Linked DNA regions of Mus musculus: all the other regions are linked to region 4. A link is a loop called in an ENCODE intact Hi-C map of the cell type or tissue named here. Cell type or tissue: left cerebral cortex. All regions are shown on one strand.

Evidence for each region. Peaks named below come from ENCODE experiments on the same cell type or tissue, not always from the same donor. Only the 100,000 strongest peaks of a DNase experiment are listed, where the experiment ranks them.
Region 1: it touches region 4 in a loop (5-fold over the local background); 36 of 42 quality-filtered maps call a loop at or near these places.
Region 2: a loop joins it to region 4, with 3 times the contacts of the local background. A loop is called at or near these places in 9 of 42 quality-filtered maps.
Region 3: a loop joins it to region 4, with 3 times the contacts of the local background. A loop is called at or near these places in 11 of 42 quality-filtered maps.

Annotation. Positions count from the first base shown.
Region 1 is chr7:80,577,760-80,582,759 of GRCm38, reverse strand. No RefSeq gene overlaps it. Among named protein-coding and RNA genes, the nearest start is that of Gm42398, 24 kb to the right of the region's middle. In left cerebral cortex, a CTCF peak has its summit at 2,185 (motif pointing right); a DNase peak (open chromatin) is centred at 2,183.
Region 2 is chr7:80,847,240-80,852,239 of GRCm38, reverse strand. No RefSeq gene overlaps it. Among named protein-coding and RNA genes, the nearest start is that of Zscan2, 11 kb to the left of the region's middle. In left cerebral cortex, a CTCF peak has its summit at 2,302 (motif pointing right); a DNase peak (open chromatin) is centred at 2,332.
Region 3 is chr7:80,718,099-80,723,098 of GRCm38, reverse strand. It overlaps Iqgap1 (IQ motif containing GTPase activating protein 1), which reads left to right. Exons shown (of 38, transcript NM_016721.2): 35 at 1-137; 36 at 2,108-2,230. Among named protein-coding and RNA genes, the nearest start is that of Crtc3, 32 kb to the right of the region's middle. In left cerebral cortex, a CTCF peak has its summit at 3,099 (motif pointing right); a DNase peak (open chromatin) is centred at 1,856.
Region 4 is chr7:80,384,114-80,389,113 of GRCm38, reverse strand. It overlaps Fes (feline sarcoma oncogene), which reads left to right and starts at 1,168. Exons shown (of 19, transcript NM_010194.2): 1 at 1,168-1,277; 2 at 1,771-1,992; 3 at 2,130-2,303; 4 at 4,827-4,923. The coding sequence starts at 1,780. In left cerebral cortex, a CTCF peak has its summit at 2,717 (motif pointing left); DNase peaks (open chromatin) are centred at 1,063, 2,369 and 2,714; H3K4me3 peaks cover 1,642 bases; H3K27ac peaks cover 1,360 bases.

The DNA.
Region 1 (5,000 bases), 190 kb before region 4:
TCTGCTGCCAACCTTGAAGGTTTTACAACAGCCTGATTTATGCCTGATGCCTGGGGGAAATTGATAGGGAAAAACAAACAAACAAACAAACAAGAAAAAAAACTACTGTGCTGCTATGCCTCCCAATATAAGTACGGGAGTCCTGACTCGGAGTTGGTGATGGATGGTTGAAGTGTTAGAATTTGGAACTAAAGAAAATAACCGGGCAGTCCTGACTCTGTGTGTGTGTGTGTGTGTGTGTGTGTGTGTGTGTGTGTGTGTGAGAGAGAGAGAGAGAGAGAGAGAGAGAGAGAGAGAGAGAGAGAGAGAGAGAGAGAGATGGTGCTGGAGGCTACTGAGCTGGGAACTGGGAAGTCAGAATTGATTTAGACAGTCCTTGCCTCTGGTTCACATATACCCGTGGGGAAGCAAGACTTCCCCATTGTGATGCACATGCCTGTAGCCTGAGCGCGTTGGAGGTGGAGGCAGGAGGATAGTGAATCTGAGGCTATCCTGGGCTACCTGAGGCTCTGACTCAAAAACAAAAAGGCCAAGAGAAAGAGAAAAATGCATCTCTGGAACTTTCCATTTTCTATTTCTGGGCTGTGATTGCCCACCCCTAACTACAATGGCAACACCATGGATAAAGACAGACTAACTGCTGACAACATGGGTAAGGACAGACTGCTTTTCCCTTGGGAGGGAGCAGGGAGAAAGTTGAATGGTTTTCTGAGTATCAACACGAGCCCCTGAAGTAGGAAATCTTAGCTGCTTCATGAAGCATCTCACAGGAGGGGCCCAAGAGAAGGAGACCCAGGGGCCAGAATCCATGGACACAGCAGCTGTAGGCTAGGCTTTGCAAACTGTCCACCAGTGTCTTCCTGTGATAGCAAAGGACATGCATTGCCCAAACCAGATCCTTCTGGGAGTGAAAAGAAACATCCCGACATCAGCCAGGACCATAGAAGCAAACAGGGTCCCCATTCAGGAGCAGACATGGGGCCTAAGCATATGGACTCTCTAGTGAGACACTGGGGTTAATGTCTGCCCTCCACCCTTTACTGTGAAAAAGAGGCAAGCTGGTGGTTGCTCTCTGCCTCAGTTTCTTTATCAGATAAAGAGAGGGACGCCCCACCTCCCCTCCCCATCACTACAGGATGAGCATCCTCCATTTCTGCTGTTAGTCTTTGGATTCTGTTGCTATTGTTATTTATTGTTAGCTATTGTTCTATAGTCCATACCAGTCTCCAACTGCTGCATTTTGAGAACAACTTCTGAACTCCCCACTTTTTGTTTTCCACCTCCCCAGTGCTGGAATTACAGGCCTATCCCACCACCTCTGGTTATTCTTTATATTAAAGTGAGTCCTTTATTACAAAGACCTCAAACCATGAGAAAATGATTTCTGAGAAGCAATGGGCCCACGACTTCTGAAGTGAACACCTTAGTGTTTGGGACTACTCAGAAAGGTCTCATGGCTGCCTCTGCAGCTGTGCTGGCTCCAGAGCAGCTGGGAGCCGGCAGCTCTGCTCTACCTTCTCAAGATACCAATGCCTACGTAGCCTCAGGAGCCTCCAGACCAACCTCTAACAATGTTTGCTTGTTACTTGTTCCAACCCTTTAAAATCAGGCTTTTCCTCTGGTGGTTTCTTCAGGGGCTTTGATTCTCTCCAAAAAACAAACAAACAAACAAACCTCTGCAAACATCTACAGGTCTTTTATTGGGCCCAGGACGGAGTTCTGCAAGCTGGAGGCTACCTGGGCCCTCACCTCCCGGAACTGGGCCATGAAATTCCACAATGCTGGCCCATCCACGCAGCCCATTAGATGCACTCTCTCAGGAGTCTGAAGCACTAGTAAGAGAGACAGAGAGTCTGGGAGTTAAACCAAATTAATGGCCATGCTCCAGAGAGAAGGTTCTGGGAGGCCTGATCGTTGAGCGATTCCTCAGTCCATGCAAGGGGCTCTGCCGACATTCTCCTTGGAGCCCTGGTGTCGGCACATCAGCTGGCTAGCTTGCCAACGCACACTCCCTAAGGACAGCCTGTGGCGTCCAAACTCTGCCTCTCCACGACCTACATGGCTGATTCTGCCCTCCCTTTGCAATCAGGCAGGGCAGTGGGGGCTGATGATATGTGACTTCCAGTTCAGGCTTTCTGAAGCTGCTTGGCTTGGCTCTGAGGAACTTCCTGTGTGACCCCACAGGGTGGCAGCAGCCACTTGCTGCTAACCACTCCTCCCCTGGGGGGCCTGAACGTCGGCATTCCTGGGACAAGCACTGGTCCTTCTGGGTGCTGAGGACAGGGTGCACAGATGGGGACCTGTGTAGGGTTAGGGTGGTAGCTGCATAGTGAAGAGGGGTTTGTGCTAAAAGACTTCTCAGCATCTTTAGAGTGCCAGTCCATCTCCACGTGCTTGGTGTGGCTACCAGCAGCTTTCAGACTGAGCCCCGAGTCCTTTCAGGCTCCAACATCTTGTGGAGCCGCATGAGAAGTTATGTTCAGAGGTAGATGGAGAGACTGGAAGGCGTTCAAACCCCAAGGGAAAGGGAAGGAGGAGACCAAAGCCAAGAAAAAGACAGGATGCCACGGAACTTCAATATGGAGGACCACAGGAGGCTCAGGGACCAATCCATCAGTGTTTTGTTTTGTTTTGTTTTAAGTTTTACTGTTTTTAATTACGTGTAGGTGTTATGTGTCTGAGCATGGATATGAACATGGAATCACAAGTGCCCTCTGAGGCTCTAATCCCCTGGAGCTGGTGTTACAGGTGATTGTAAGCCACCTGATACTGGTGCTGGGAACCAAACCCAGGTCCTCTGGGAAAGCAGCCAGTGCTCTTAACTACTGAGCTGTCTGTCCAGCCTCTCCGTTAATGTTCTTATCGTAACATCAATATGAGTGCATAGCCAAGAACTCGTGTTTGAGGGACTAAAGCAGTGGCTCAGTGGCTAAGAGCACTGGTTGCTGTTCCAGAGGCCTGGAAGTCATTCCAACACCCATATGGTGGCTCACAACTGCAGACCCACAAGGTATATGAAACCTTCTGGCCCTGTGGGGAGGGGAGGGATTCTCATGTGGTACACAGATACATGTAAAGGTTGAACACCCAGATACATATACACTTTTTTTTTCCTTAAGGAAAAAAGAATTTTGGATCCCAGTACTGCTCGAAAAGGGCCCCATCACCAGTGGAAAACACCCACTGATGATTCCATAGCCATGTGGCAACCATCTCTAGGCTTCTAGTCCTCCAGAGCCCACGAGCAGCCTCTGGGCTAGGTTTTTATTTTATTTTATTTTTAAAGATTTATTTATTTTATGTATATGAGTACAATGTTTCTGTCTTCAGACACACCAGAAAAGGGCATCAAATACCATTACAGATGGTTGTGAGCCACCATGTGGTTGCTGAGAATTGAACTTAGGACCTCTGGAAGAGCAGTCAGTGCTCTTAACTGCTGAGCTATCTCTCCAGCCCGGTTTTTATTTTTGAAATTAAAAAAAAAATGTATCCCTGGTCATCTCATTTGTGAGGATGACAATGTGGCTCTCAAATGCACACTTGTTAAAAATGCAGGTGCCGGGCTGGCGAGATGGCTCAACGGGTAAGAGCACTGACTGCTCTTCTGAAGGTCCTGAGTTCAAATCCCAGCAACCACATGGTGGCTCACAACCATTCGTAATGAGATCTGATGCCCTCTTCTGGTGTGTCTGAAGACAGCTACAGGGTACTTACATATTAAAAAAAAATGCAGGTGCCTGCTAAAGACCCTTATTTGCATACGAATCCAGACCTGACAGGTTAGGGAAGGTTGAGTTTAAAACCACAAGAAAGGCGGGTGCAGTTTTACACACATGTCACAGCAGCCATTCAAGAGAACTAATCAGGAAGTTCATTGTGCTACCCAGAGTGCCAGGCCAGGGGCTGGGGAGGTGACTCACTTGGTAATCACCTGCCATGTAAGTCTGATCTTCTGTAGCCTGCTGCAGAGGTGCATGCCTGCAAGAACACGCTGGAGAAGGCAGAGACAGGCAGGTCCCTGAGACTCACTGACCAGCCAACCTAGCAAAATCGATGAGCTCTAGGTTCAGTGAGAGACCCTGTTCAAAGAATAAAGTAGAGAAAGATTGAGATAGATACTTGAATACACACACATGCATTTGATACCATACACACATGTGCACAAACTCACATTAGCACATACTTACACCACCCGCACCCACATATACACACACAAACTAAGTCCCAGGCGAGGCCAGACTATAGTGTCTCAAAAGCCCTAAACAACAACAAACAAGCTCCCAACAAGGAACAAGAAGGAAAATGCTCTACAGGTCTACAAGTGGCTTCCTGCCTCTGTACAGCATGCACATGTGGTCCAAATCTTATTTAATCCCTCAAGCCCACCTCAGTGGATCAAATAAAGGATTCCCTTGGAAAAGAGAAGACCCCTTTTCAACTTTAAAAAAAAAATAGTAGGGAGGGAGGCAGGAATTGGGAAAGAGAAATGACGTCAACCTCTGGCCCCCATATGTACACCAATACATGCATATATCTTGCTCATCAGTAACAAAGACTTTGAAATTCTGCCTGTGCTCAGAGCTGTAGCATGGGTGGACCGTCAGCCTCTCTGAAGGACAGTCTGGTCCCCACTATCAGCCAAACTGCTGAGGTCTTGGAAGGAAACATGATAAAGATATTTTTATATTGAAATAGAGAAAAACCCTCTAAGCAAAAATCTTTAGAAGGCCTAAGGTTTGACCTTATTTTTAAAAAGCAGTCTCCTAGAGCTGGAGCCCACAGCAAAGGAAAAGAACAAACGATACACACTTCATGCAACAGAAGCATGCACAATCACCCCCAAATACAAAGGCCCCTTTACATCAGAGGGCGCATCGTCAGAGCCTAATGCAGACATGGCCCAAGGATAAAGAGCAGTCAGTCATAAGGGGAGAAACTCAAACAGCCAGCTGTGGAGAAATGACACGGCCGCTCGAGGCAGATCAGAGGAACGCGAA
Region 2 (5,000 bases), 460 kb before region 4:
CCAGCAACCACATGGTGGCTCACAACCATCTGTAATGAGATCTGACTCCCTCTTCTGGTGTGTCTGAAGACAGCTACAGTGTACTTACATATAATAAATAAATAAATAAATAAATAAATAAATAAATCCTTCCTTCCTTTCGTTCTTTCTTTCTTCCTTCCTTTCTTTCTTTCTTTTCTTCTTTCTTTCTTTCCTTCCTTCTTTCTTTCTTTCTTTCTTTGTTTTGTTGTTTTGTTTTGTTTTTGTTTTTTGTTTTTTCGAGACAGGGTTTCTCTGTGTAGCCCTGGCTGTCCTGGAACTCACTTTGTAGACCAGGCTGGCCTCGAACTCAGAAATCCACCTGCCTCTGCCTCCCAAGTGCTGGGATTAAAGGCGTGCACCACCATGCCTGGCCCCACTTCTTTCTTTATTTAGACATGTAGCCCAGGCTGAACTTGAAGTTCTGATCCTACTGCATCCACATCCAAGTGCTAGAATCCTAGGCACACTTCACCATGCCCAGAAGGAAGACAGGTCCAGTGTGATAGTGGATAGTAGCTGGGTAGGATACAGTTCCCACTCATGCTGTTGCTGGTGGCAGCGATTGCCAGGAGACAATCTGGCCCTTCTCTTGTTAGGATTCTACCTTATATATAGAATCAAGGATACAGATAGCCACATAGAGGGCTGGTGTGATGGCTCAGTGGGTAAGAGTACCCGACTGCTCTTCCAAAGGTCCAGTGTTCAAGTCCCATCAACCACATGGTGGCTCACAACCATCCGTAACGAGATCTGACGCCCTCTTCTGGTGTGTCTGAAGACAGCTACAGTGTACTTACATATAATAAATAAATAAATCTTTAAAAAAAAAAAGATAGCCACATGGATGTTTATCACAGCAGTACTTGCAACAAAAAGTAGAAATAGTTTAATGGTTTAGATGGAGATCTGTTTAAAAGATATAATTGGTCTCTCTATACCTATTCAGCCATTCCTTTAACCTTTAGTTTATTATTATTAGTGTGTAAATGTGTGAGTGTGAGAGGACACACGAATGCCACACATGTGGAGGTTCAAGGACAACTTGCAGAAGTTGGTTCTCCCAGGATCAAGCACAGGCCCCGGGCTTGGGACCAGGGTCTTTGCCCACTGAGCCATTTCCTCCACCCCCTTTGGCAGAGCTAGGAGTATAGTTTAATGGTAGAGCACACCTCAAGGTCTTAAATTCAGTTGCTAGTCCAAAGAAGAATAAGAAAGAGAAGATAGAGAAGATAAAGGAAGAGGAGGAGGAGAAAAGGAGGCAACCGCTCTATACTAACATAGAAGGTCTCCATGTGGGTAAAAGAACAGGTAAAATACAGTGTGCATGTATGGGACAAGCCTTGTGAGAACAACACAGGAGAGAAACATCAAATACGTAGTCTTAGGGATGCTGAATACATTTTTCCTGTTCTAGCCACAAGAAAATGTTAACGGTACAGATGGGGAGGTGGCACAGCGGGCAAAGGGCTTGCTGAGCTGAATTTCATGCCTAGCACCCATGTAAAAAGTCACAAGTGAAGCCAGGTGGTCCCAGCTGGGAAACCTTTAACTCAGGAGGCAGAGGCAGAGGCAGACAGATCTCTGTGAGTTCAAGGCCAGCCTGGTCTACAGAGCGAGTTCCAGGACAGCCAGGGCTACACAGAGAAACCCCGTCTCAAACAAGCCAAAGCAGTGAGAGAGACTGGGAATCATGAGGTTTGGGTTTTTTTTTTCTTTTTTTTTCTTTTTTCTTTAAAGATTTTATTTATTTATTATATGTAAGTTCACTATAGCTGTCTTCAGACATGCCAGAAGAGGTCATCAGATCTCATTACAGATGGTTGTGAACCACCATTTGGTTGTCGGCATTTGAACTCAGGACCTTCAGAAGAGCAGTCAGTGCTCTTAACCGCTGAGACATCTCCAGCCCCTGTTGCTGGTTTTTGCTTTGCCTTGTTTAGGTTCGGAGAAGGATGGAATTGAGTTTTTTGTTTGGGATTTTTGAGACAGAATTTTACTTTGTAGCCTAACTTGACCTCGAACTCACCAATGCCCTGGGCAACTTCAAATTTCTACATCCCTCCTGTCCAGCATCCCTAAAGCTGCGATCACGGATCTGAGCCATCATGTTCAGCTTAACAATCAGACTGATTATCAACTAGCTTCACTAACACTGAGCCTGCTTCAGGATTCCCTGGGTCCTAGAGCACAAGTAATTCCCTATAGACCTGCGGTCTTTCACACTCCAGAAGGAAAGTCCAATCCCCCAAGCACTGGACTGTTTCTGTCATTACTCTTGGCCACCACAAGGTGTCACTATCTGACACCCCTGCAAGTTCTCCCCAGGGTGACATTGCCAGTCCTTCAGAGATAGGCCACTCTGATTCCACTTCTTGCCAGCTACTGAAGTCCTTTCCGGCTCCAGATAACAAACCATTTCCCTTTCCAGAGAGTTTCAATCCAAATTCGGATTTCATTAATTTGCCTTTTTTACTGAACCAAAGAGATAAAGTTCGCCAACCCTCAAGGCTGATTTATCCTTTCCGTTTTGGAGACAGGGTCTCATGTATCCCAGGTTGGTGTGGAACCAGGATTTGGAGCCAAGGATTTGTGATTTTGAACTCCCCAAGAACTAGGGTAGCAGGTGTGGGTCACCATACCTGGAAGCCCCAGCAACTTATTTTATTTTTGAGTTGAGGCAGTCTTGCTCTGTAAGCCAGGCTAGCTTCTAGTTTGTAACGATCCTCTTATCTGCCAAGTGCTACAGTTATAAATACACACCACCACACTCAGCCCCAAAGGGATTTCTAGTACCATGTGTTGGGCATCTCTGTCTTCTTTGCCGCATCACATAAGAGGTTAGTTACTGGTCCTCACTTTCCTGACAGTGAACTTGTCAGCCTTCAGGGCAGCAACCCTCCCAACAGCTAATTCTGTTTATTTCCCTTGAAGGACTAGGAGCTAGGAACCTGTGGGAGACTCTGTGTGTGTGGCATTCCAGTAGAACAGTGGAAATGTAACTCACAGGTGTTACATCTTCAGTTCTACATAGCTAAATGAGACATACATTTTTATATGTCTATAAATATCACATATAAAAGTCCATACCCTAATTTGGTTCATTTGTTTCTGTTTTGAATGTTCTGGCAAATGAGTCTGGGCTATTGTAAATACTAACAACCATTACAACCATACAATTAACCATTGAGCAACATTCAATTCCTTATTCTGTGTGTGTTTATGTAGTATGTATGTGTGTTTGTGTGTGGTGTGTATGTGGTGTATTTTTTTTAAGTTTTATTTATTTTATGTATGATTACACTGTAGCTCTTCAGACACACCAGAACAGGGCATCCATTACAGATGGCTGTGAGCCACCATGTGGTTGCTGGGAATCGAACTCAAGACCTCTGGAAGAGCAGTCCAGAAGTGCTCTTAACCAATGAGCTACCTCTACACACACATACACACACACACACACACACACACACACACACACACACTGTGTGTGTGTTTGTGTTATTGAGATTCAGACTACAAACAGCTCGGTTGCATAGTTAACATAGCAAAGCAGACCTGGCCTCCAGGTTCTCCCAGCATCCCTCAGTCTACTTGGCAAACCCTGCCCTCTACCCTGAACTTTCTAGCCCAGAGGTTGGGCTTCCCCTCCCCCAGAGGTTCTTTCCTATATAATCCAGACATTTTGGTCCCTGTTTCTCTCTTCTCTCCCTTCTCTGCATTTTCCCTCTCCCTGCATGTGTGTGCTCTTTCTCCTTTCTCCTTCTCAGTCTCTTCCTCCTCTCCTCTGTCTCCCACCCCAAGACCTCCTTCCTCGGGACCAGTGAACTTGCCTGAGAGAGGCTTCCCCAAAAGCCTGCCATTACTTACTCTAATCTGGATTGAATTGGCTCATTTCACCAGCAGAGAAATAACTTAGCCTGAGTGTGTGTGTGTGTGTGTGTGTGTGTGTGTGTGTAGGCCAGAGATAGAAGTCAGATGCCTTTCTCAATTGCTTTTCGTTTTAAAATTTTTGATCTGAGTCTCTTACTAAACCTGGAGCTTGCCAATTTGGCTAAAGGCTTGCCAGCAAGCAAGTCCCAAGTACCTCCTCTGTCTACCTCCTCAGCACTGGAATCAAATGTCTGCTGCACCCAGATATTTATTTTGTTTTGTTTGTTTTCTGAGACAGGTTTCTCTGTGTAGCCTTGACCTGCAACTCGCTCACTCTGCTCTATAGACTAGGCTGGCTTTGAACTCAGAGATCTGCCTGTCTCTACCTCTCAAGAGCTGGGATTAAAGTTGTGCACCACTATTGCCTATCTGCACCCAGGTTTTAAGTAGGTATTGGTAACCAAACTCAAGTGCTCAGTATAAAGCAAAAACCAGCACTGTGCTTTGGAGTTATGAGCCTTAGCATTGCACTGTGTTTGCTCTGTATTCATAAGCACATCTCTCGTCTACTTGGAATTCATTTTCATCCTGAGCATAAACACCATCAGAAGCTGAGATGAAGCAGGGCAGTGGTGGCACACGCCTGTAATCCCAGCACTTGGGAGGCAGATCCAGGCAGATTTCTGAGTTGGAGGCCAGCCTGGTCTACAGAGTGAGTTCCAGGACAGCCAGGACTGCACAGAGAAACCCTGTCTCGAAAAAGCAAAAAAAGAAGGAGGAGGAGGAGGAGGAGGAGGAGGAGGAGGAGAAGGAGGAGAAGGAGAAGAAGAAGAAGAAGAAGAAGAAGAAGAAGAAGAAGAAGAAGAAGAAGAAGAAGAAGAAGAAGAAGCAGCAGCAGCAGCAGCTGCTGCTGCTGCTAAGACGGGAGAAGTTGGTGTTTCAGGCCAGCTTTGGGTGCCTTGTGAGACCCTGTCCCCTGATAGAATAAAGTGAACAGCTAGAATCACGAGCAGACAGCTTAGTCAGTACAAATTCTTGCTATCAAGCAGGAGGACCTGAGTTGAGACCCAGCACCCATGTAAAAACTAGATATGGTCTATGCCTGCCTC
Region 3 (5,000 bases), 330 kb before region 4:
AGGAGGAAAGCTGAATTGGTAAAACTGCAGCAGACGTACTCGGCGCTGAACTCTAAGGCCACCTTTTACGGCGAGCAGGTGGACTACTACAAGAGCTACATCAAAACCTGCTTGGATAACTTGGCCAGCAAGGGCAAGTGAGTCTTTGTTTTTCATTATTCCAGGGTGGGAATTAGGGGATGGAGAGAATTAGAAACAGCTTCTAACGTGACAATGAGACAAGTGTTTTAGTTTTTATTAAATGTCCTGTTGCTACCGGGGAGTGGTGGCACATGCCTTTGATCCCAGCACTTGGACAGGTGGATCTCTGAATTTGAGGCCAGCCTGGTGTACAAAGTGAGTTCCAGGACAGCCAGGGCTACACAGAGAAACTCTGTCTCGAAAAAACAAAACAAATGTCCTGTTGCTAATGTGGGGAGGGAAGGGGAGGGAGTGTGTGTAGATGTCAAAGGACAACTCCAGGGCTGGTCCATCTGTCTGCCCCGACTCCCAGGACCTTCTGAACTCTGTCTCCAGGCTCTTGCGGCAAGGGCTTTACTGGCAAAGTCATGTTGCTGGCTTGAGGTTGGATTTTTCTTTCTTCTTTTTTGAGATAAGCTCTCACTGTCTCCCGACTGGTCAGGAACTCAGTCTGTAGACTAGGCTGGGCTCAAACTCAGATATCCTCCTGCCCCTGTCTCCCAGGTGCTGGGATTAAAGGTATGTGTCACCGCCTCACTTGACTGTCACTGAACTACAGCACCCAGGACCTACCTGCTGCATCACTTCTTGGTTTTGCTTCTGATGTCTGCACAATTGCCTGGCTCCATCTGTTGGTGTGATGTGGGGGAGATGGGAAGGGGCTTGGAGATGCTTATTTCTAAGTACTTGTTGTAAAGTATTGGTTTAGTCTAGATGTCAGTGAATCCTGGAAGGGGACCATCTAACTTGGCTTCCAAATCTCCCACTAAGCATGATGGTGCACACCTGTAATTCTAGCATGAGTCAGGCTGGCCTCCAAACCGACCAACCTCTGAAAGACTTTATAAACATTTAGGCTCCCGATGCCTGTAGGCAGGATCACAGGCTCCAGGGAAGGCTTTCCTGTGCTGGTCACAAACCTGAGCCTGCGTTTTACAGGGAAGAAACTGCAAGCTCCCACCCTTTTCTTCTTAGAAATTTCAAACCTCAGAACGGTTGAAGGAAGAAGACACCCATGAGCCCTTCCCATGGATTCTCTGGAATTTAAATTGTGTTTCCTACACCCCGACCCTCTAGCTCACATGCGCATCCTTGGGTGGGGGGGATGGAGCTAGTATGTAGAGGTGGTCCCCTACTACCCTGGAGCCTTTAGCGGCGTGTTCGTCCTTGTTGGGGCTGTCTTTTGTGCTTTCTGGCTTTCTGATGAATTCTGTGTCAGGTTTAATTTGTAGTTTGCTCTGTTCAGGCCTAGAGTGAAGATCTCTCCAAGCTGCCCTAACTTCATTTAGAAACCAAGGTCTAGCTGTCCTCCTTGCCCCGTTGACATTTTTAGGTCTTCTAGGCAGACACAGTAGGTCTTCACTTTGAATGGCTGAATACTGTGTCATATCGAGGAACTTTTGTTTAATCTTTAAAAACAAAGCAAAGCAAAACCAAACCAAACAAAACAAAAACCAAAACCAAAACCGATGGATGGAGTTGGAGAGTGGCACAGTGGTTAAAATCCCTGGCTGCTTTTCCAAGGCAACCAGCTTCAATTGTCAGCACCCACGTGGAGGCGCACAGCTGTCTGTAACTGAAATCCCAGGGACTCCGATGCCTACGCAGGCGTACAGGCAGACAAAGCACTTACACACATAAAATAACAAATCTCAAATTTTTACTTAAAATGTCTGCACCAGCTTCTTTAAAATGTGCTGCTCTGCCAATGTAGGCGTTTTCTGAGAGTAAACTGGAAGTGCATGGGCGACAGAAGTTGTCTGTCACGGTCAGTCTTCAGTTGTCTTTGCTGAGGACCACCCCCACTCACACCCCGCCCACTTCCCTGCCACCCTGTGGAGGCCCATCTTCTCCCCATGGTTACTTTTCTTAGCTTTGATGTCCCTGATGCCCATTAACATCCCTGTCTTTTTCCTAATCTTCCCAGGGTCTCCAAAAAGCCTAGGGAAATGAAAGGCAAGAAAAGCAAAAAGATTTCTCTGAAGTACACAGCAGCGAGGCTGCATGAGAAGGGCGTCCTTCTGGAGATTGAAGACCTTCAGGCAAACCAGTGAGTGTTTGCTTTGTATGTTACGTAATGTTTCTGTGTGTGTGTGAGAGAGAGAGTGTGAGTGTGTGTGTGTGAGAGAGAGACAGAGACAGAGACAGAGAGACAGAGAGTGTGTGTGTGTGTGTGAGAGAGAGAGAAAGAGAGAGAGAGTGTGTGTGAGAGAGAGAGTGTGTGTGTGTGTGTGTGTGAGAGAGAGAGAGAGAGAGAGAGAGAGAGAGAGAGAAAATGAAGCCAGGTGACCAGTGTCAAGTGCTCTTTTCCTCTTCACACTCCACCTTATCGTGTGTGCACACATGTGCTAGTGTCTGTGTGTAAGTGTGCCATTGTTGGGCGTGCTGTTCCTCTTCCCACTGCGTTGTTTTTGGGGCGAGGCCTTTCACTGAACCTGGAGCTCATCTGTTCTGCTAGGCTGGCTGGCCAGCGAGCTCCTGGGGTCTGCCAGTGCTCACCCCCCTCACTCCCTGCTGTGGTTGCAGGCTTGCGCTGCTGTGCCCAGATGTTTACATGGATGTTGGGCATCTGATCTGAGGTCCTCATGCTTGAGCAGAGTGGACTTCACCTGCGGAGCCATGGCCTCTCATATGTCCATTCTGACTTTGTTCTAGAAGCTGGTTTTAAAATTTGAATTTATCACATCATTATCTCATTTTTCTTATTTCTCTTTCTAGGTGGCTCTTTTATGTATTTTATACATTTATATATAAATGTTTTTTAATGTGCAGAGTGACATTTTACAAAGTTCTGAGTGCTGGGATTAAAGGCACGCGCCACCACCACCCAGCTGAAAATGTCTTTTTTTTTTTAAGGATTTATTTATTTATTATATGTAAGTACACTGTAGCTATCTTCAAACACACCAGAAGAGGGCATCAGATCACATTACAGATGGTGTGAGCCACCATGTGGTTGCTGGAATTTGAACTCAGGATCTTCGGAAGAGCAGTCTCAGTGCTCTTAACCGCTGAGCCATCTCTCCAGCCCTGAAAATGTCTTTTTTAAAATTGCGTCTATTTTATATGTGTGCACCCGCATACACCATGATTGATATATCCGTGGAGCTGGGTGCAGGAGTTGGTTATCTCTCTCTGCCTCATGGGTCCCAGGGATAGAACTCGGGTTATCAGGTTTGAGGACAGGAGCCTTTATTCCCCAAGACTTTGCCACCTGAGAATGAATTTCTTTTCCTCCGTTATGGGCAATAGACATTATATCTATTATTAAAAATGTCTCTTTTATAATAATTACAAATTTCCTTTGTTGGCCTGGTTTAGAACTAACTCACTCTCTCTCTCTCTCTCTTTCTCTCTCTCTCTTTTGTTTTGTTTTTCAAGACAGGGTTTCTCTGTGTAGCCCTGGCTGTCCTGGAGCTCACTCTGTAGACCAGGCTGGCCTCGAACTCAGAGATCTGCCTGCCTCTGCCTTCCAAGTGTTGGGATTAAAGGCCTGTGCCACCACGCCTGGCTTAAAACTCTTAATTATACTTTTTGACTATGTTATTGTAACTGTGATAACACTTATATGTCAGCCAGTGCTTGCATTAGATTGAATGAGGGCCACCTTTTTTTTTTTTTTTTTTTTGAGATAGTGCCTGGCTCTGCTGCCTAGGTTGATGTGGCCTCAACTTATCTCCCCCCTCAGTCTTCTGCACAGCTAGGGCTACAGGCACACAGCATCACGCTCAGCTTTTGGTTTGTGGTGGTGGTGATGAGGCCTCACTGTGTAGCCCAAGCTGACCTTCAACTCATATCCTCTTCCCTGAACCTTCTCTGTGCTAGGATTACAGGCATACACTGCCACTCTGGGCCATGATTGCTTTTTAAAATAGTAAATGCCTACGGTTGAATTTCTAATCCAAGAGTGGTTTTTAAAGCCTCCGGCAGCCACCACGCTCTTTATGGGCCTTGCATCTGACTGCATTAGTTACCTCACATAAGTGAAGCTGTGGACTTTTTATCTATTGTCACTGGCTTGGCCATTCACTTAACATAATGTCCTAGAGATTTAACCACATGACAGGATTTCCTTCATTTTTAAGGCTGAATAATATTCTATTGTCTGTGTGTACCACATTTTGTTCAGCCCTTCATGCATTGATGGGCAGGTGCTGTTTCCGACTCGAAGCTATTGTGAGCAGTGCCGCACCAAACAGGTGCGGACCTCTCCCTGCGTGCCTGCTTTCTTCCTGTGTGTACCCACAAGTGGGGTGGAGGGAGGGCCACATGGTAACTCACGTTCTGGCTGTACGTGCTCTGCAGTACTGTTTGTCATTGTGGTTGCAAATCATTCTGATATATTGTTGCCATAGTGGTTGCAAATCGGGCTGATACCTTGTTGCCATAGTTCCAGCAGGACTGGTGAATGTGGGTAAGAGCCCAAGCTACTGCTCCCTGCCAGCCATGATCGTATAAAATACCTCCGTAAGGGCTGGAGAGATGCTCAGTGGCTAAGAGCACCCCGGCCAGAAAGCTGACAATCATCTGTAACTCCAGCTCCGGGGGTCCGATGCCTGATTCTGGCCTCCATATAAATACATGCTCACACACGCAGACTACACACACACACACACACACACACACACACACGCACACACACGCACTCTTTTTTTTTTTTTAAGTTTATGTTTCTTAGATTTCTGATTGAGGGGTTGTGTTTTTAGCAGGTTTGATTTTGGTGTGATTTGAGTATGGCTTGTGATTCCCCCCCCCCCCCCCCCCCCCCCCCCCCCGCCAACCCCCGGTCAGTTTTTCGACTGATTCTGTTGTGGTGTTTG
Region 4 (5,000 bases):
GGCTTAAGTCAGAAGGCTTAAATGCCTCTAAGAGGTCTAGGGCTTCCACTGCTGAGGTCTGAGGGGATCCTGAGTGAACCCAGATCTGTGTGCTCCTTGGTTTTATCATGACATAAGCTAGTGTCACCTGGGAAGAGAAGCTTCAGTTGAGAAGTTGCCTCCATTGGATTGGCCTGTGGGCAAGTCGGTGGAGCATTTTGATACTGGCTGATGTGGAAAGGCCCGGTGTACTGGGGGTGTCTACCTTCCCATACAAAGATCCTGGGGTGCCTGTGAAAGCAAGTGGCCAGCGAGCAGTGTCCTCCGTGGTTCCTGTTTCAGCTCCAGCCCTGACTTCCCTTGGTGGTGGACTCTAATCCTTAAATCAGACAATCTCTCTCTCCAGGCTGCTTTCAGTTCTGGTGTTTATCACAGCTAGCCGAGCTCACCTTTAATCTCAGCATTTGGGAGGCAGAGGCAGGGCATCTCTTCATCTGAGGCCAGCCTGATCTACATAGCAAGTTCTAGGACTACACAGAGAGACCCTTTCTCAAAATAAAAGAAAAAACAAAACAAACAAACAAAAAAAACCCCAGCAAACCAGGATTGAATGGCTGGGGGAACCTGAGTCCCTCATGGGGAAATAATTTCTCCTCAGTTCTATACCCCACGCTGGCCCAGGCTGCCACTGAGACTCAACGCCCTGCCTGAGAGAAAGGGTGCTACCGGAACCCGGGCCCGAGAAGCAGGCCTCTGCTTAGGATTTTGACTTGGAGATTTTATATGCAAATAGTGGCTGGCGCCTGAGGTCTCCTTAGGGAATCCAGAGGAGGGACAGGATTAGGCTTCCTTCCTCTATGTCCCCCTGGCACCCTAGCACGCTGTCAGGATTCACATTAGTCCACACACCCTGGGTGCCCCGGGGGTCCCAACACCCTGCCTGAGGCCTCACCTTGAGTCCATCCCCACTGCATTTTGGGTTCCTTCCCCCGCGTTCGCGGGACCCTGGAGAGTGCCTGGTTCACAGGCCACTCTTCGCATGGCCATTCTTTGCCGGCCTCCTCCTCCCTTCCGTTTCCGTGGCTGAGCTGTCGCTGTAGGCTGTGGCCCAGGGCACGCAGAGTGGGGAGCAGGATGGGGGGGTGGGCTGTGCTCTCTCTTCCCTATAGTGGACCCGCCCCGCGGCCTAGGGCAACTGAAACCACGGAGGAGGAAGCAGGAATCAGGAACTGGCCCGGCAGATTCTGGGCCTTAGTCGGTCCACCGCCACCTACCCCAGGAGCAGCTGCCCGAGAAAGGTAACTCCACCTTCGAGATCCAGGAGTTTATGTGGAACACGGGCAGGGCTGGGCACCGGAAAGGGGCCAGGCGGGTGTTCTGGGAACCTGAAACCTGATGGGGGTGGGGCTAGGATCTTGGGAAGAGCAGGAAAGCCCAGTGATAGGGTTTTTTTTCGGTGGCTCCCGGAGGCCGCAGTCCAGCACTGTTGAAGGCCCTGGGCAGGGCAGGAGTCGGTAACACCCAGGAATGGTGTGGGGGAAGGGTCCTGTTAGGGACCTCCAGTCTGGTTCCTGGAAACAGGACCACTGGCTCTGAAATCTAGTCTAGTACATCGGAAGCAGAAGGGCCAGCCCCAGTCCAGGCTGCTCTCTGCACCTCTTGGTATTTTTTTTTTTTTTCTAAGCAGAACCCCACCCATGTCCCGCCCGCAGCCCTCTTCGACCGTAGCCTCATCTTCCATCACCAGCCGCTTCTTTTGTCTCCACTGAATGACCCGGTTTCTGTCCCCAGGACACCATTATGGGCTTCTCTTCAGAGCTGTGCAGCCCCCAGGGCCACGGGGCAGTGCAGCAGATGCAGGAAGCTGAGCTGCGCTTATTGGAGGGCATGAGGAAGTGGATGGCCCAGAGGGTCAAGAGTGACCGGGAATATGCAGGATTGCTTCACCACATGTCCTTGCAGGACAGCGGAGGCCAGAGCTGGAGCAGCGGCCCCGACAGCCCTGTCAGCCAGGTGAGCTTCCGTGAGCTCTCCCATTCACTTGCCCTCATCACCTCCCCGCTTAGAGGTGGGGTTGGAAAGGATGCAAACCCAGGCTTGCGGGCCATTGCCCTGTTCTTCCCATTTCCCTATCCCACAATGTGCTGTAGTCCTGGGCAGAGATAACAAGCCAGACCGAGAACTTGAGCCGGGTGCTGCGGCAGCATGCAGAAGATCTGAACTCGGGGCCCTTGAGCAAACTGAGCGTGCTGATCCGGGAGCGGCAGCACCTGAGAAAGACGTACAACGAGCAGTGGCAGCAGCTGCAGCAGGAGCTCACCAAGGTAGGCGGGCACCCAGAGGACGCTGTCGCAATAAGGTGCAGTTTTACACAAGAGTGCTTAGGGAAGCAGAAGTCACTGACCGCAGGCCCAGCTCCAGGATGGCCTGTGTGGCCTTGCCGCTGCAGCTTCCTCCTTTCCTCTCACAACTTTGGCTAACTTGCTACAGGGCCTGTTGAGCCACTGTGAGGGACTTGGGGGGGGGGGGCAAGTGTGCTTAGAGTGGACCCCGCCAGGGCCCCAGAGGCCGAATCCTGCCCTGGTCTGAGTCCCAGCAGCTCTTCAGCTACAGGCTGGGTTACAGGCAGCTGCTTTGTCTCTGGGTGCCTCTCTCCCCAATTCACTCACTGGTCAATCTCCCAGTACCACACCCCTCATTGCCACAGAGCTGGGTCCTACCATGGACCCACAGCGCCCTCTTGTGGTCCGCCTTCCCAGACTTTCCTAACTCAATTCTAGTTAAGGGTTTCATGCTCATTTGTCCTCCCATCGTTTGGGATCCTATGTTTCAGCGAAAGAATGGAGTAATTCCTGCAGAACTCTATGACCTACATGCTCGAAATATATACTAGCTGGCTCTTTAAGACTTTCCAAGTTGCCAGGCAGTGGTGGTGAACGCCTTTAATCCTACCACTTGGGAGGCAGAGGCAAACTGATCTCCAAGTTAGAGGCCAGCCTAGTCTGCAGAGTGAGTTCCAGGACAGCCAGAGCTACACAGAGAAACCCTGTCTCAAAAACATACCCCCCCCAAAAAAAAAGACTGGCAAAGTCTATGGATTCAATCAGTTACAGATGGGGAACCTGAGATTCAAAGAAGCCAAATGAAGCTTGCACATTTTGTCCCAGCATCCAAGCAAGAGAACTGGGCTGAGCATTCCAGTCTTGGGCCACCACCCGCTGTTCCTACTACCAGGAACATACTGTGCAGGGCTCTGAGCAAAATAAAAATGTTGGAAGTTAAGGTAAAAGACAAGTGTATGGTGGTCTATAATCCTTGCACTCAATCAATAGAGGCAGGAGGATTGCCATAGGTTGCAGACTGTCTTGGGCTATAGAGCAGGGGAACTTGCCCAGAACAAAACAAAACAAAACAAAACAAAACAAAACAAAACAAAACAAAAAGCTAGCGAGGCGGCTCGGTGTGTGAAGGTTGATTTACTGCCTTGCCTGACAACCCGAGTTTGGTCCCTGGGACTCACAGTAAGGAGAGACCCAGCTCCTGCACCTTGTCTTCTGACACTTCTACATGTGCACCATAGCACACACACACTCACACACACTCTCTCTCACACACACACATACACACACTCACACACACACTCTCACACACACTCACACACACTCTCACTCACACACTCACACACACACACACACACTCTCACTCACACACACTCTCTCTCACACACACACATACACACACTCACACACACACTCTCACACACACACTCACACACACACTCTCACTCACACACACACACATACACACACTCTCTCTCACACACACACATACACACACTCACACACACTCTCTCACACACACTCACACACACACACACACTCTCACTCACATACACACACTCACACTCACACACACACACACACACACACAAGCATGATTTTGTAGGGCTTAGTGTTAAGAATGTTTACTCTTTTTTAGAGGATCAGAATTCAGATCCCAATACCTACACCAAACAAAGCTTACAAATACCTATGACTTTAGCTCCCAGAGATCTGACAGCCTCTTCTGGCTTTGGTGGGCATGCCTTCCTGTACATACATACAACCACATATACATAAATGGAACAAAATTTTAAAATAAAATAGTAACTCAGTGTGAACTTGAGTGTCGTGGCTCATGTGTGTAATCCCAGCATTCCAGAGATAGGACTGTGACAAATTTGAGGCCAGCCTGGGCTACAGAATGGGTCCTGGGTAAGCCTGGAATAGTCTTGAGGTAGTGAGGCCCTACCTCAAAAAAAAAAAATTATGAGAAGGAAAAGAATTTCAATATGATAACCAAGCCTAAGGAGGTTTTTTTTGGGGGGGGGGGGTTCAAGACAGGGTTTCTCTGTATAGCCCTGGCTGTCCTGGAACTCACTTTGTAGACCAGGCTGGTCTCAAACTCAGAAATCTGCTTGCCTCTGTCTCCCGAGTACTGGGATTAAAGGCGTGCACCACCACCACCCTTCCGCATCATGAATACATTTCAAAGGCAGAAAACCAGGGACTGGGCGATGGCTCAGGGGCCCGGCGGAATTTTTTTTTTTTTTTGACTATAGGGTCATATGAATCTACATATCTGCCACCAGGAAGGATAGTAGGAGCCTGTCCCGAATTCTTTCCTGCCTCCTTCAGCAGCTCCTCTGACCCTGACCTTAGCAGCCCCCTTCCCCACAAGTCTCCAGACTCCCTGGGAAGGATGAGTTCCTCTAACCTGACAGCCTGGGCGGCAGGACCTTGCCTCAGATGTGATTGCCCCAGGCGTAAGGGTCTGCCTCCGCGCCCTGACCTCCCTTTTCCTTCCAGACCCACAGCCAGGACATTGAGAAGCTGAAGACTCAGTACCGGACCCTGGTACGAGATAGCACCCAGGCCAGGCGCAAGTACCAGGAAGCCAGCAAAGGTTCGCTCTTCTTCCTGGCAGGGAGAAAACCCAGTCTAGTAGACCTATAGCTAGTGCCCAGGGAGTGGGGGCTGCTC